Regions from separate parts of the Homo sapiens genome. Here region 2 is linked to region 1. A link is an interaction called in ENCODE POLR2A ChIA-PET data of the cell type or tissue named here. Cell type or tissue: GM12878. All regions are shown on one strand. Links, peaks and the distances in the headings refer to the core of each region. The heading gives the core; the rest is flanking DNA.

Region 1 (6,875 bases), core at 2,882-5,381:
AAATAACTTAATTCCACATTCTTTAGATTGGTAGCGATGTTATGGTAGGCATCTATGATTGAAAAAATAATTTACACACATGGATCAAAACTTGGCAGCCTGGTTTTGAAATATTCGGGGTATATTCATGTGTGCTATGACATACTGGTTGAGAACCATTGGTCTACCCACAACCGCAGTAGAATCATACCTGTGTATTACATATGTAATGATACTGCTCTTTTTTGAGCCATGAGCCACTTGACCCAATTACCGTGCTATATTTCTGCTATATGTTGGTGACCAGATGAAGCCTAGGTCATGCTAAGTTGTGTTTTGTGGCATGTATGAATATATCCATTCCCATTTTTTCGCTTTCTGTCTCTCTCTCCCTGTCTCGTTCTCCCTCTCTATCAGACACACACACACACACACACACACACACACACCAGTCATTCACTTTTTCTCCTCTAGGTTTATCATAGTTTCCCCTTTTATCATCATCACCTAGTGGCCAACATCAGAATGTCTAGCATATGTTCACTAAATCCAGGGTAATTGAAAATCAGCCCTGGCCAGGGAGAGCTCCTTCCTAAATATGACTTGGTAATTATCCCCGACATTTTCAAGTGAGAGACTAATTATTGCATCAGTTACTACATAATTCCCTTTGCCAGTTAGCTCATCTTATATCCTCCCTGAAAATGACAAGACACAAATAAGTATACAAATTGGAGCATGTTAAGATGGTGTTTTTGCATTTGAACTGAGATTCCAGGGTATCCAGCCTTGGTTACCAGTGGCAGCACAAACATTTTCACTGAGTAAAATTAAACAGAAGGTGTTCCAGGACTGTGGTTGATTTCGACAGAATATCAAGGCCAAAATACGGTAACTTCCCAAATGCTATAAGGGTTGCTCTGAGCCACTGCTTTGATTCCATGCAAGTTAACATTTCTATTCATCCTGTTAGTTTTTCTGTTGTCTTTGATTCGTCATGGCATCAAACAGGTGATGGGTCTTCCCTGAAAGATGCAACTTTTCCTATTCCATAATTTGGCTGCCACAAATTGGAATACTAACAATTATGACATGAAAGAGCATGGGTAGTACAGAAATAACATACTAGGAGGCTCACAGATACCATTTTATTGGGGTAAAATGAGACAGGGCATTGAGAACAGTGATCAAATATGTATATTTCTTGGACAAGTAGACTGGGTCCTAACCAAAATTAGTCTTCTTGTTTCTGAGCCTCAGTTTACTCATCTCTGAGATGAAGTGATTAAATCTGTCATCTTCTAACATCGTTTTTCTTAATAATCATAACTGACATTATTATAGCACTATTACTATGTGTCAGGCACTCTGCTAAGGGCTTCATCTGCATAATCTCCTTTAATCCTCAGAATACTATTATCTGTCCCCATTTTACACTGAAAGCCTCAAAGAGGTTGAATAATTCACACAGCTAGTAAGTGACAGAGCTGAGATTTCTACCCAGGTATGACTGATACCAGAATCTGTGTTCTCATCCTCTACCTTATATGAACCCCAAAGTAGCATGTGACAAGATAGGATTTCTAAAATGATTCTAGACCACTGGTTCCCAAGGGGGGCAATTTTGTCCGTCAAGAATATTTGGCAATTTCTGGAGATATATTTGGTTTTCACGACTGGGGAAAGGGTGACCAGTGGCATCTCATGGATATAGGTCATGGGTACTGCTGAACACCATGCAATACATGGCACAGCCTCCAACAACAAAGAAATTGGCATGAATTGTCTATAATGTCAAGGTTGAGAAATGCTGTTCTAGGCCCAATAAAGAAATGGGTACATCATTGAAACTTTCTGTTTTCTACTGTCCACAGACAATTTTTTAAAAAGCTGTCTTCAAGGGATGACATTCCTGTTTTTAGAGTTTTTGCACACATGCACTTCATATTCCCACTCTCAGTACATGGTTGTATTTAAAAGCCACAGGTTTTGGTATAAGACAGACCTAAGTCCAAATCCCTGCTCTCTCACTTTCTGTTTTTCTTTGGGGCCATCACCTAAACTCTTAGGCCTCCTGTTTCTCATCTCTCAGATAGAAACAATTATTCTCTGTCTTGGGATGACTAGGATATAGTAAGTGCTCAGTAAATAGTTATCTTCTTTCAGCAGTGCTTCTCTTTCCTTTTGTAAATATCTCAGTCAGACTGTGCTCCTCTTACAGATGACCAGGTACACTCTTGGCCCCATCATTAATGCTGGCAGGGTGCACAGATTGCCATTCACAGACTGATGCTCACTGTCTTAGACACACAGGAACTGGAGTGGGTGAAGTGTACCCAAAGAGAAGCAGCTGTAAAGCAATGATGGCCCAATGTGAGTGTAGGGGGAGGAGCAGTAGAAGCCAAAGAATCTGGGAATCTTGGCCCCTGGCCAAGTCGTCCACTGAAGTGGACTCTCAGGGTTGGCTAGTTTTATTGTAGAATACATTGTTGCTCTATACTGTAAATGGAAAATTAACTTGTGTAACCAGTCAAACAATCTTTGTGATTATTTGCGGAGCATACCACCCAGATAAGCTGAAGATTTATGTATTTTCTTTTAAAATACCTTTTCTAGGGTAGACAGGGTGGGAAAGAGGGTATAAGTTGAAGAAAGGGGGTTGGGAAGTGATTAGGTGAAGGAATTTCCTTCATGGAAACACTCCTAAGGAAAATGTGCAGTTGGATATGCTGCGCTTAGTTCATGAAATGTAAGTTAAAATGCAAGGTTCTAGCTAGACTGCTAAGAAGGTGACATTAAATATGCCCTTTTCCTTCTTTCAGAAAAAGATCATTATTATTATGTGCACATTATTTATTTATTTGCGGTAGTGTGGGGACAGAAGAAGAGGAAAGAAAAGCGGGATGAAGGTGGAAGGCTCCAAATAAGACCTCTGATCCCTTAAGCTGCTTGCAAAAAAGAGAAAAGATAATTAGAAGGCACACTTGGCATCCCAAGCTTCCCAAAGAACCCTTCAGCTAATCTGAGCGAAATAATATACATGGAGGGATTTCTCCTCCACGATCTCTCATTTGCAGGGTATGAGGTGGAGAATGAGAGGACTGATGTGGTAGACTATTATCCATTTTAATTTCAGGACATGTTTAGATACCTGGTGGGTTTTGTTTTGTAGGGAAACAAAACAAAATAAAACATTTTCCCTTGCTTTGGCCAACGCTGAAGGCATGATTGGGGCTGCCGACAATCAGGCCCTTTTGTGTTGCCTTCCCAGACAGTACTGCTGACGTGCTCTCACAGCATTCCTGTGAAGGAAGCAGAAGAGGGATGATTTCTGCAGCAGGACACAGGAAGAAACAGCCTCTGAGATGGTCAAGGTCTTGCTCAAGTTGCAAAGTCAAGGACAGATCAAGAGCTGTGGCCCTCATCCCTGAATTCTAAACCAGGCTTCATACCATGGTGGTATTGGAGCACTTTAGAGACAATTGAGATGAGGGGGTGGGGATTCATATAGTATAAAATACTGAAAAGCTGGTAGGTGTTAAAATATGCATGCATGCACACATAAGTACATAACCATGTTACTTACATATATACATGTATGTGTATGCACACATGCATTTATGTCAATATAAGTAGATGAATAAGAGAAACGAGCAGGATAATAAATGTGAGCTGACTCTCCGCCCTGGTGTTTCAGAGAGAAGAACTGGGGACTGTGGAAAAGTGTAGAATGTGTCCCCACTAAAAGAGGGCTGTATCAGTCAGCTCCAGCTGGTGGCTGCCTCCTAGGAGCTTGAGCTCAGCGTATCCAGATGTTGTTGTTAAGAGGAGCCATTGTATAGGTAGAGAGTTGGGAAACTACAACTTGTAGGTGCCTGTTTTGATAAAGTTTTATTGAAATATAGCAATGCCCATTTGTTTGTATACTGTCTGTGACAGCTTGCATTCTATGACAGCAGAGTTGAGTAGTTGTGACAGAGACTAAGTGGCCTTCAGAACCTAACATATATACCACTTGGTCCTTTACAAAGTTTCTCGACCTCTGGTGTAGACCCAATAGTATGCTTATGTGGGCCAAATTCCAGCTCCATGCCACCAACTGGCCATCCTGGACCCTCAGAGGCTCCTCTAGCCTCTGCCATTGCTCACCCCTTCCTCTTCTTGGCCATAAAAAGAAGTTGTTGGGGATTATTTAGACCATTGGTTCTCCAAATGAAACCTGTGTGCCTAATCCCCTGGAGAGCTTGTGGAAACTCAAATGACCAGACTCCATGCTCAGAGTTACAGATTCTGTAGGTCTGGGTAGGGCCTGAGAATCCACACTTTAAACAAGTTCCCTGGTGATACTGAGGCTGCTGGTCCAGGATCATGTTGTGAGAACCGCTGGCTCAGACATTCCATGCTGTGGGGGAGATCTGAAAGCACCTGGCCTACCAAGCAAGTGACTAAGTTGTCCAGAGGAGAGGAATTAATTCTGTAGGCCCCATGGGACCGATTCACTGAGGCATTTCATAGCCCACACAGGGACTTTAAGCAAAGAATTCTGTGGATCCCGGGAGTCCTGCAGAGTTCCTATATTTCCTCAATTTGAAGAGTATCCCTTGGGCTCCATTCAGGCCCAACTCCATTTAGCCTGCAAAGAGGCATTAGCTATATATAAAATATTCAGTATTTCCCATCATTGGTGGTGCTATGCAGAGGAGCTGTAGCTTGTTTAATCCTTCATTCACTGACAAGCACAAGAAACTTGATTAGACCTGGAGTACCTGTTCTTCCAACTGTTTTCCTTGGCCTGGTCAATGTCTTGGTGACCTCATGGCCTCCCCATGTAACTGGCCAAACCCAGGTGTCCCTTATATCACATTCGACTCAATCCTAGGATGGAATGGAAAGAACAGATTCAGCAGGCTAAATGAAAATTTTATTTATTTTTTGAGACAGGGTCTCTGTCGCACAGGCTGGAGTGCCGTGGTGTGAACACAGCTCCCTGCAGCCTCGACCTCCCAGCCTCAAGTGATCCTCCTGTCTCAGCCTCCCAAGTAGGTGAGACTATAGTCACATGCTGGGCTAATTTTTTTTTTTTTTTTTTTTTTTTTTTTTGGTAGCGATGGGGTTTTGTCATGTTGCCCAGGCTGGTCTCAAACTCCTGGGCTCAAGCAATCTACCTGCCTTGGCCTCCCAATGTACTGGGATTACAGGCATGAGCCACAGCACCAAGCCCTACATGGAAAATTTAAGAACAGTAATAAATAAAAGAAAAAGGAAATCGATTCAGAAATTAGACGGATGCTTACACTTAATAATTATTTTGATTTCTCTGAGCCTCAGTTTTCTTATCTGTGATAAGCAACCATAGGTATAACCTTGAAGGGTTGCTATGAGGGTTGAATTAGATTTGTGTCTGCAGTAAATGTCACCTATAAATCTGGCTTATAAATCACCTCCCCTCCCCTGTCCCTGTGGCTGGGAGTGCCTGATAGCAATTATCTTAGAGAGTCCCAAAGGATTACAGGATTACAGGCCTTCGGAATGTCTGTGGATAGCACCTGGTGGCTCAGATTTGGCTCTGCCAAAGGATCCCTCCGGGAAGCATCTCCATGTTCCCTGGGCAGCTATCTCCGGCCACTGGCTGACTGTAACTTTCTTTCATTCCTGGTGTTTCTTATTGCAGAATATGTCTCCCCTCATCCCAGCGAGCTGAACCTCCTCTGTGTATCTCTGTTTTGGCCACGCTCCTAACAGCCCTTCCTTCCACAGCTGCCCCAGCTGTGATGAGTTGAGCAGAGAGGACGCTGCCAGCCCCCCGCCCCCCAGCAGGGCTCTGTGTGCTCCATTTAAGGGAAGAGGAATGTGGTGCCTGACGGATGAGTCAGAGGCTGCTACCTCGCCCTGTGGTGTGTGGAGCCGGCTGTGAGGTGCATGCCTGGCCCCCTCAGAGGAGGGTGCTAAATAATTCGCCAAGGCAGTCTGCTCTGACATCCGTCTGGGCCTGTCCCCTGGTGACCCTGAGGATGCACCAGCAGGGCTCCTGCTTGCTGTGGCATCTCAGGGAGCTAGAAGAATAAACAGGCAGCCTGAAAACTGCCCTGGCTGCCAGGGATTCCATGGGCTTGGGTTGGGTGGGCTGACTGGTGTCTGCTGATGGCCACTCAAATCAGAGGGCTTCAGATGCCCTCGCTGTACAGAGCAAGATTGATAGTGTGTTTATACTCAGACTTGATAAACATTTAGTAAGCACCTGCTGTATGTTTGGCAATTTTACCTGCATTACCTCATATAATTCAGAAAACCCATGTGGCAGAGATTCTTAGATGAGACTCAAAGAAGGAAAGTGACTTGTCCCAATTCACACAGCTAATAAGAAGGGGTAGGGACAGAACTTGCCTTACCCCACCTCCTGCCTGACACAGTGCCTGTTATCCAGAGGTCCTTGGCAGCAGGGGACCTTTTCTCCCTCTTACAGACACTGGCTCTCTTGGTGATTCAGACCCCTACATGTTAGCCCTAATTCTACCAAGTTTTCTTTTTTCTTTTCTTTTCTTTTCTTTTTTCTTTTTTTTTTTTTTTGAGACGGAGTCTCGTTCTGTTGCCAGGCTGGAATGCAGTGGCGTGATCTCGGTTCACTGCAACCTCCACCTCCCGGATTCAAGTGATTCTCCTACTCAGCCTCCCGAGTAGCTGGGACTACAGGCAGGCACCATCATGCCCAGCTAATTTTTGTACTTTTAGTAGAGACGAGGTTTCACCATGTTGTCCAGGCTGGTCTCAATCTCTTGACCTCGTTCGTACCTGCCTGCCTTGGCCTCCCAAAGGGCTGGGATTACGGGTGTGAGCCACCCCACCCAGCCAATACTACCAAGTTTTCTAAAAGGAAGCACGTTGTGGTATATAACTAA
Region 2 (6,875 bases), core at 2,163-4,662, 130 kb after region 1:
ACAGATGTGTAACTGACTGCAAGCCAACTTGTGATCTGCTGATCACCTGAGACCTGCTAGATAGGCCAGTGGCTGGAGTAAGGAAGTAAAAGAGATACATCAAAAACTCAGGATTTCAAAAGCTTCAAACCTGCCAGGAAAATTAGACAGCAAAGGCCTTAACTGGGGAGTTCTTGATAGCCACTGAGAGAAAGGAATGTGAATTTTCTGAGAAGAGTTTAGAGAGAAAATAACTTTTAGAGTTCCCCAGTTTTGGGGACATACCACACCCAACCAGGCAGAGCCCTGATAATCCTTCTCTAGAAAGAAGGAGCGGCAACCCCCATCGTGACGAGGCTCCTGTCTGCAGGATGGGGTAGAGCAGGTTTAACTCACTCCAACAACTGGGTGGACAGGAACAGAGCTCCCCTTGGGCTATGGTCAAGCAGCAGGTGGAGGACAGGATCTGTTAGAGCAGCGGTCCTCAGTTGGGGGCGATTTTGCCCTCCAGGGACATTTGGCACTGTTTGGAGACATTTCGGGGCTGTCACAACCAGAGGGATGTGTGACTGGCATCTAGTGGGTAGAGTCCAGAGATACTGCTGAACATCCTGAAGTGCACAGGACAGCCCACCAAACAAAGAATTATCCAGCCCGAAATGTCAGTAGTACTGAGGTTGGGAAACCCTGAATTAGAGTCTCTGAGAGTGTGAGGGTCTTGTTTCCTGGAGTAGAAGCACCCTTGTGTTGCAAAGAAAATCGTCCTTGAAACTCCCATCATCTTGGTGTTCCTCTAACTCTCATGAACATGAGAATCACCAGGGATCTCGTTCAAATGTGGATTTGAATTCTGCAAGTCCGGTGAGGGCCTGAGAGTCTGCAACCAGCTCCCAAGGGATGGCATCGTGGCTGGTCCACAGATCACACTTTCGAGTGCATTCATATTGTCCCACTCTCCTCTTTCTGTCCCCACCCCCAGCCTTCTTTGTCATACTCTGTTTGAGCCATTCCATGCCCTGTCACCAAGAAACATGTGGTGGCGTTTAAGCTCCACTGCCCAGATGACAGTATCTCTCCAGCTGTTGCCAATTTGAAGTTCGGGATGTTGAGGAAATCGATTGACTTAGTTGGAGAAAGGATCCCAAGGGACCTGATCAAGCTACCGCCACACATGCTTCAAACAAACAAATATGTACCTTGGGACACTTTTTGCACGGTCTGAGAGGCTTCAACTGTGTAGCGCCCATGACTTCGGGGCTGTTCAGGCTTGCCGCAGCATGCTAAACCAGAGGTTGACAACCTGTGTCTATAAAGGGCCAGAAAGTAAATATTTGAGGCTTTGCAGGTCATACAGTCTGTCACAACTCCCCAAATCTGGAAAGCAATCACCAACAACATGCAAATGAATAGGTGTAGTTGTGTTTGAATACAAATTTATTTACAAAAACAGGCAGTAAGCTGGATTTGGCCCATTGCCACTGTAGTTTGCAAACCGCTGTTCTAAACAATTCCATTTTCTCCATGTTTCTATCTCAGCAAAAAAGAAAATAAAAATCATATAGGAAAGACCCTAATGAAAGGGAGCTACGTCATCAGTATAAGTTGTAAATGTCTGGAGGACATGGTTGAATAGATACTATTTCCTTTACTGCACAGAAATGTGAAATATGAATGCTTAAAAAAGTTATTTTTTGAAAGGCTCTGGAGTGCAGTGGTGTCATCATAGCTCACTGTAACCGTGATCCTACTGCCTCAGCCTCCCCAGTAGCTGGGACTATAGGTGCACACCACTATGCCTGGCTAATTTTCTGTTTTTTGTTTTTGTAGTTAGGGGGTCTTAGTATGTTTCCAGGGCTGGTCTCATACTCCTGGGCTCAGGAGCTCCTCCCACCTCAGCTTCCCAAAGCGCTGGGCTTATAGGAGTGAGCCACCGTGCCTGGTAATGTATCTTTGAAGTTGGCAGAAACACAGCTCTCTGTCTTCTGGTGCGGAGTGGGATAAGACAGGACAATAAATAAGGAACAGAAAGATGTGCCTAAAGTCTGCCGTTCAATCTTAGTCTTTTTCTTCTTTCTGGACTTGCATGCATACATTTTGCCCACAAAGACATGTGGGGGAGGGGAGCCAGCAAATATTTTCTTTCCGTTCCATCAGACCTTGAGCATTCTTTGAAGAACATTGATTTTCTCGCAGAGGCCAGTTTCTGTGAGACCTCCTATTTGTAGAGAGGGAAACATTTCTCAGACAGAAATGCCAGTGTACCATAGAATGCCCCAAATGCACCTTCATGCTGGCAGTTAAACCACAGAGAACCACAGGCTGAATTGGATGCTGACCTCTCTTTGTAGAAGCACAGCCAAGGATCTTAAGGGAACCTGCACCCCTGTGGTGCATGGACATTTGCGTAGCTCCCAGTCACACTGACCCTTGGGATATGGATAAATCACTGCGTTTAACTCTATCATCACCCTGAGCACCTCTCATAAAGCCTGCATTATTTGGCAGGGAAAAACCCTCTCTGTTAATTAAGAAAACAGAGCTCTGCTTGAGAGGGAAATGACCTGATATCTGTGTCTCCTTGCCATCAGGTGGGATTCTTCTGCCAGATCCTCCAGAGGATGTAGGGGTACTGATACTGCCCTGGACTATGTGCTGCAGCCAGAGTTCTCTGGCAAATTTAGCTTGCAGCTCCCACCTCCCTATCACACATGTGCTTGAGCACGCACACACAGACACACACACACCCCATGGCTTAAACAACAAGAAAAGAAAAATGTGTTTATTACAGGAGAGTAAGGGCATGTTAGAGCCCCATTAGGTTGGATTCTATTGATTTGCATTATTTTGACACTGTGTCGTGTTCAGCACAGACAAATGGAGTGAAGAGTTGAGCTTCGTCTGTGTAGAGGAGGAATCCCAGCCACGGTTTGGAGGCACAGATAATTTACAACAGTGGCTGGCGTTCAAGTGGATATCAGTGCATCAGGCCCTGTTTCTCAAATTCATTAATCCATACAATCATGCATTCAATGATATTTGTTTGCCTGTAACATATTTGAGTCTTTGCAGGTCATACAGTCTGTCACAACTCCCAACTCCAGAAAGCAACCCTCGACAATATGCAAATGAATAGGTGTGGTTGTGTTCCAATACAACTTTATTTAGAAAAACAGGCAGTGAGCGGTGAGCTGGATTTGGTTCACTGGCCATTGCAGTTTGCAAACTCCTGTTCTAAACAGCTCCATTTTCTTCATGTCTCTGCCCCAGCACATAAATAATAAATAATATAGGAAAGACCCTACTGAAAGGGAGCTAAATCATCAGTATGAGTTGTAAATGTCTGGAGGGCATTCACAGTCTTGAGGCATGCTTTCTTTCCTTGGGGAATTTTAGGCCTTACTAAACCTTCTTCCTGCATACTGAATACCAGGTATGAGGTCAGGGCTAGCAAACAGGAGCACAGTTTCTGCCCTCTTGGAGCTGCTGATCTGTCAAGAAGACAGAGATGAAACAACAACTACACAGATGCACCATAGTCATGATGAACCTTAAAAAGGAAAGATATATTTTTCCTCATCTAATCATCACTACAGCTTTAGTACTCACTTCCTGTCATTATGCCCATCTTACTGATGCATCTCAAGAGGTTTACAAATTTCCCCAAGTCACCCAGCCAGAAAGTAGCTCTCCAGTTCTGTTCGTAGTTAGAGGGGAAAGGAGTGCTTCTCAAGTTGGAGTGTGACCTGTGACAGTACAGTTCCATCTTGGGGACAGTATCAGCTGCTAATTTAAACACATCAACAGAGCTGTGATTAGTAAGGAGAAAACATTTCTGCAGTGCAGGGAGCTCATTATAAATCACGTGTACTTTGACTTTAAAATTGGAGAAACCCCAGATGGTGGGCTATATAATGAATCACCAGAGATGGAGATTGACAGGTGTGATCATGGTATTTTTTTCTGGATGTTTGGAATCCCACCCATGTGGATCACAGCACTGACCCACTCCAGGTTGGAGGGTGGTTGCTTTTTTCCAAGCTGTGGGTAACATGAGAATCCATTTACGTTTATTCCATGAGTATGTATTGAGCACCAAAGGGTACTGGGCACTGCTAGCTCTGCAAGAATACAGTGAAGAGTAGGGAGAAGATCCTGGCTCCCAGGGGATTCATTCAGCTACAAACTTACATATGACCTTAATAAGTCAGGGTGAGTAGTTTAAAAAAGGGTCAAGTGCAATAGTGAGTGGTTGGCCAGAAGACAACTAACTTTGCTACTTTAGAAGGAGTGTTCAGAAATGACACTGCTGAGGAGGTGACATCTACACGAGGACTTTAACAAACAGAAGTCAGGCATGCAAAGGGAAGAGTTTTCCAAGGCCTGCTGGAATAAGCTTATTGTTGTGTTTGGGGAGACAGGGAGGAATGTAAGCACAGCTGAAGCAGAGTTAAGCGAGGAGGAGTGTTTAGTTGATTATCTTGGAGAAAGAGAAGAGAGCCAAGTCACGTAGGGCCTTAAGGTCTGCGTAAGGATTCTAGATTTTGCCAGTAATGAAAGTAACCACAGAACTACCCTTTCTAGAGGCAAGTACACAGTTATTGCTCATCTTTGGTCAACATTGGCCTTTCTGTTCATGCCCTGCATGCAAGAAGACCCTGGAGGAAAATCTGAGTTAATGAATCAGAAGAGAGGCATTTCTCCTCTCTAGAGTGAGCAGGTAGTATTTCCAGTCCCACCCACACATAGTCCAGGGGAATGAATGGCTTACATTTAGGTGAAACTGATAGTAGATGCTGGGCTTGTGCAACAGGACCCTCCTGCTCTGATCAAGCTCTTTTGTTTTTCAAGGGGGTGCCTCAGGTTATCCCGAGCTTTCCCGGGATGCAGAAGCCTGATACCAGAAGGCAGTACACCTCCCAGCAGAATAGAAGCTGCTCTTCTTCGAGGTCACCTCCTCACGGAAATAGGAATCTGTTCACAAGCAGGATGCTCTCAAAAACATTTCACTTCTGGGCTTATGAAAGACAGGTTCGGGAAAACAGCATGCTGGGGAATTAATAGTATTTGCTAAGTTATTTATGCTGACCCTAATTCTACTCAAGAGCTAGGTTGGAAAGCCCTGCAAAGATCATTGTGTCCACCTTTTGTTTCTAGACATGAGTTTGAAGATGTTTTCTTTCCTTTCTTACTAGAGTTCATCCACTCAAACCACTCATTCATCATCTTAGGTTGTTATCCTCTCCTCTCTGCTTTCATATTGGGGAGGCTCTGGAAGTGATTAGGCTGTTGTAAATCGGCTTTTATGATTTGTATGTAAGAGATAAGCAGCAGAGTAAGCAAGCGATTGGAGGCCCCAGCTGCTATTGCCCTGACAGTTATCCCAGGAACGAAATTGAAACAAAAAATTACTGGAGTATATGATATTTAGCTGATTAATTTCTTTATAGGCATATCCAATGTTAAAATTTGACCCTTTAACAAACATTGTTTTATTTTTTATTTATTTATTTGTTTATTTTTTGGAGACAGGGGCTCGCTCTGTTGCCCAGGCTGGAGCACAGTTGCACAATCTCGGCTCACTGCAGCCTCCACCTCCTGGGCTCAGGTGATACTGCCACCTCAGTCTCCCAAGTAGCTGGGACTACAGGCACGCACCACCATGCCCAGCTAATTTTTGTATTTTTAGTAGAGACAGGGTTTCACCATGTTGCCCAGGTTTGTCTTGAACTCCTGAGCTCAAGCAGTCCACCCTCCTTGGCCTCCCAAAGTGCTGGGATTACAGGCATGAGCCACCACACCTGGCCAAACGTTGCTTTACTTTTACTCCATTTTATTGAGATATAATTTACACAGAATAAAGCAAACCAATATTAAAACTACATCTCAGTGAATTTTTACACATGTGTATTGTTTTACAGCCACCATCCAGATTTAGTTATAGAACAATTGCAGTGCCCTAGAAGCCTTCTTCATACCCCCTCCTCCCACTGCCCTGACCTGTATCACTATAGATAGCCTCAGCCTGTTCTTGAACTTCATATAAATGGAATCATACAGCACATATTCTTTTTGCATGTCCAAGCATTTTCTATGAGATACATCCATGTTCTTGGGTGTAGTTATTCGTTCTCATTATTGTGTAATATTCCATTTTATCAGGGTTTCTTCTGAGACTGTTGACAGTTTGGTTTGGAAAATTCTGTGTGGAGGCAAGGAAGCCATCCTTCACACTGTAGGATGTTTAGCAACATCTCTGGCCTCTACCTACTAGACGCCAGGAGAATCCCATCCTAATAGTGACAACCAAAAATGTGTCCAGATGTTTCCAAATTTCCTTCAGAATTAAAAACCATCATATCAGATGAATATATTCTAATGTTAAAGAAACTTTTTATTTGGAAATAATTTCAGACTTAAAAAAAGTTATAAAAATAGAACAAACAACACCTGTAATGTACTCTTTACGTAGATTGATCCATTGTTAACCTTTTGCCACATTTGTTCTTTCATGTTCACATGCATGCACACACACGCACACACACACACATTTTATTTATAAACCATTTGAGAGCAAATTGCATCCATCTGGGCCATTTACCACCATATCCTTCCATATATATTTCCCAAGAGTAAAGATCTTCTCCCACATTATCACCATTATTAATTGACCACAGTAAATTTAGCATAATACTTTTATCTATTGCCCATGTTCCATTTTTTTTTCAGTTGACCAAAAGTTATCCTTTATAGAGGCAGTCCCCAACCTTTTTGGCACCAGGGACCGGTTTTATGGAAGATAATTTTTCCACAGACTGGGGCCAGGGGGTGGGGATGGCTTTGGGATGGTTCAAGTGCATTACATTTATTATGTACTTTATTTCTATTATTACTACATT

What was found. ChIA-PET counts read pairs that join two places held together with the same protein. Peaks named below come from ENCODE experiments on the same cell type or tissue, not always from the same donor. Only the 100,000 strongest peaks of a DNase experiment are listed, where the experiment ranks them.
Region 2: POLR2A ChIA-PET joins it to region 1 with 6 read pairs; 2 of 35 experiments call an interaction of 5 or more read pairs at or near these places.

What each region holds. Positions count from the first base shown.
Region 1 is chr3:64,238,157-64,245,031 of GRCh38, reverse strand. It overlaps a transcript of PRICKLE2 not described here. Among named protein-coding and RNA genes, the nearest start is that of PRICKLE2, 16 kb to the right of the region's middle. RefSeq lists an enhancer at 5,354-6,112. In GM12878, for the core only: no CTCF peak of the experiment used is centred there; no DNase peak of the experiment used is centred there.
Region 2 is chr3:64,102,606-64,109,480 of GRCh38, reverse strand. The region is part of intron 7 of PRICKLE2 (prickle planar cell polarity protein 2); the gene reads left to right. PRICKLE2-AS2 (PRICKLE2 antisense RNA 2) reads right to left here and starts at 6,011. Exons shown (of 4, transcript NR_046701.1): 1 at 5,977-6,011; 2 at 4,748-4,988; 3 at 3,586-3,762; 4 at 3,123-3,467. PRICKLE2-AS1 (PRICKLE2 antisense RNA 1) reads right to left here. Exons shown (of 3, transcript NR_045697.1): 3 at 6,350-6,875. In GM12878, for the core only: no CTCF peak of the experiment used is centred there; a DNase peak (open chromatin) is centred at 3,623.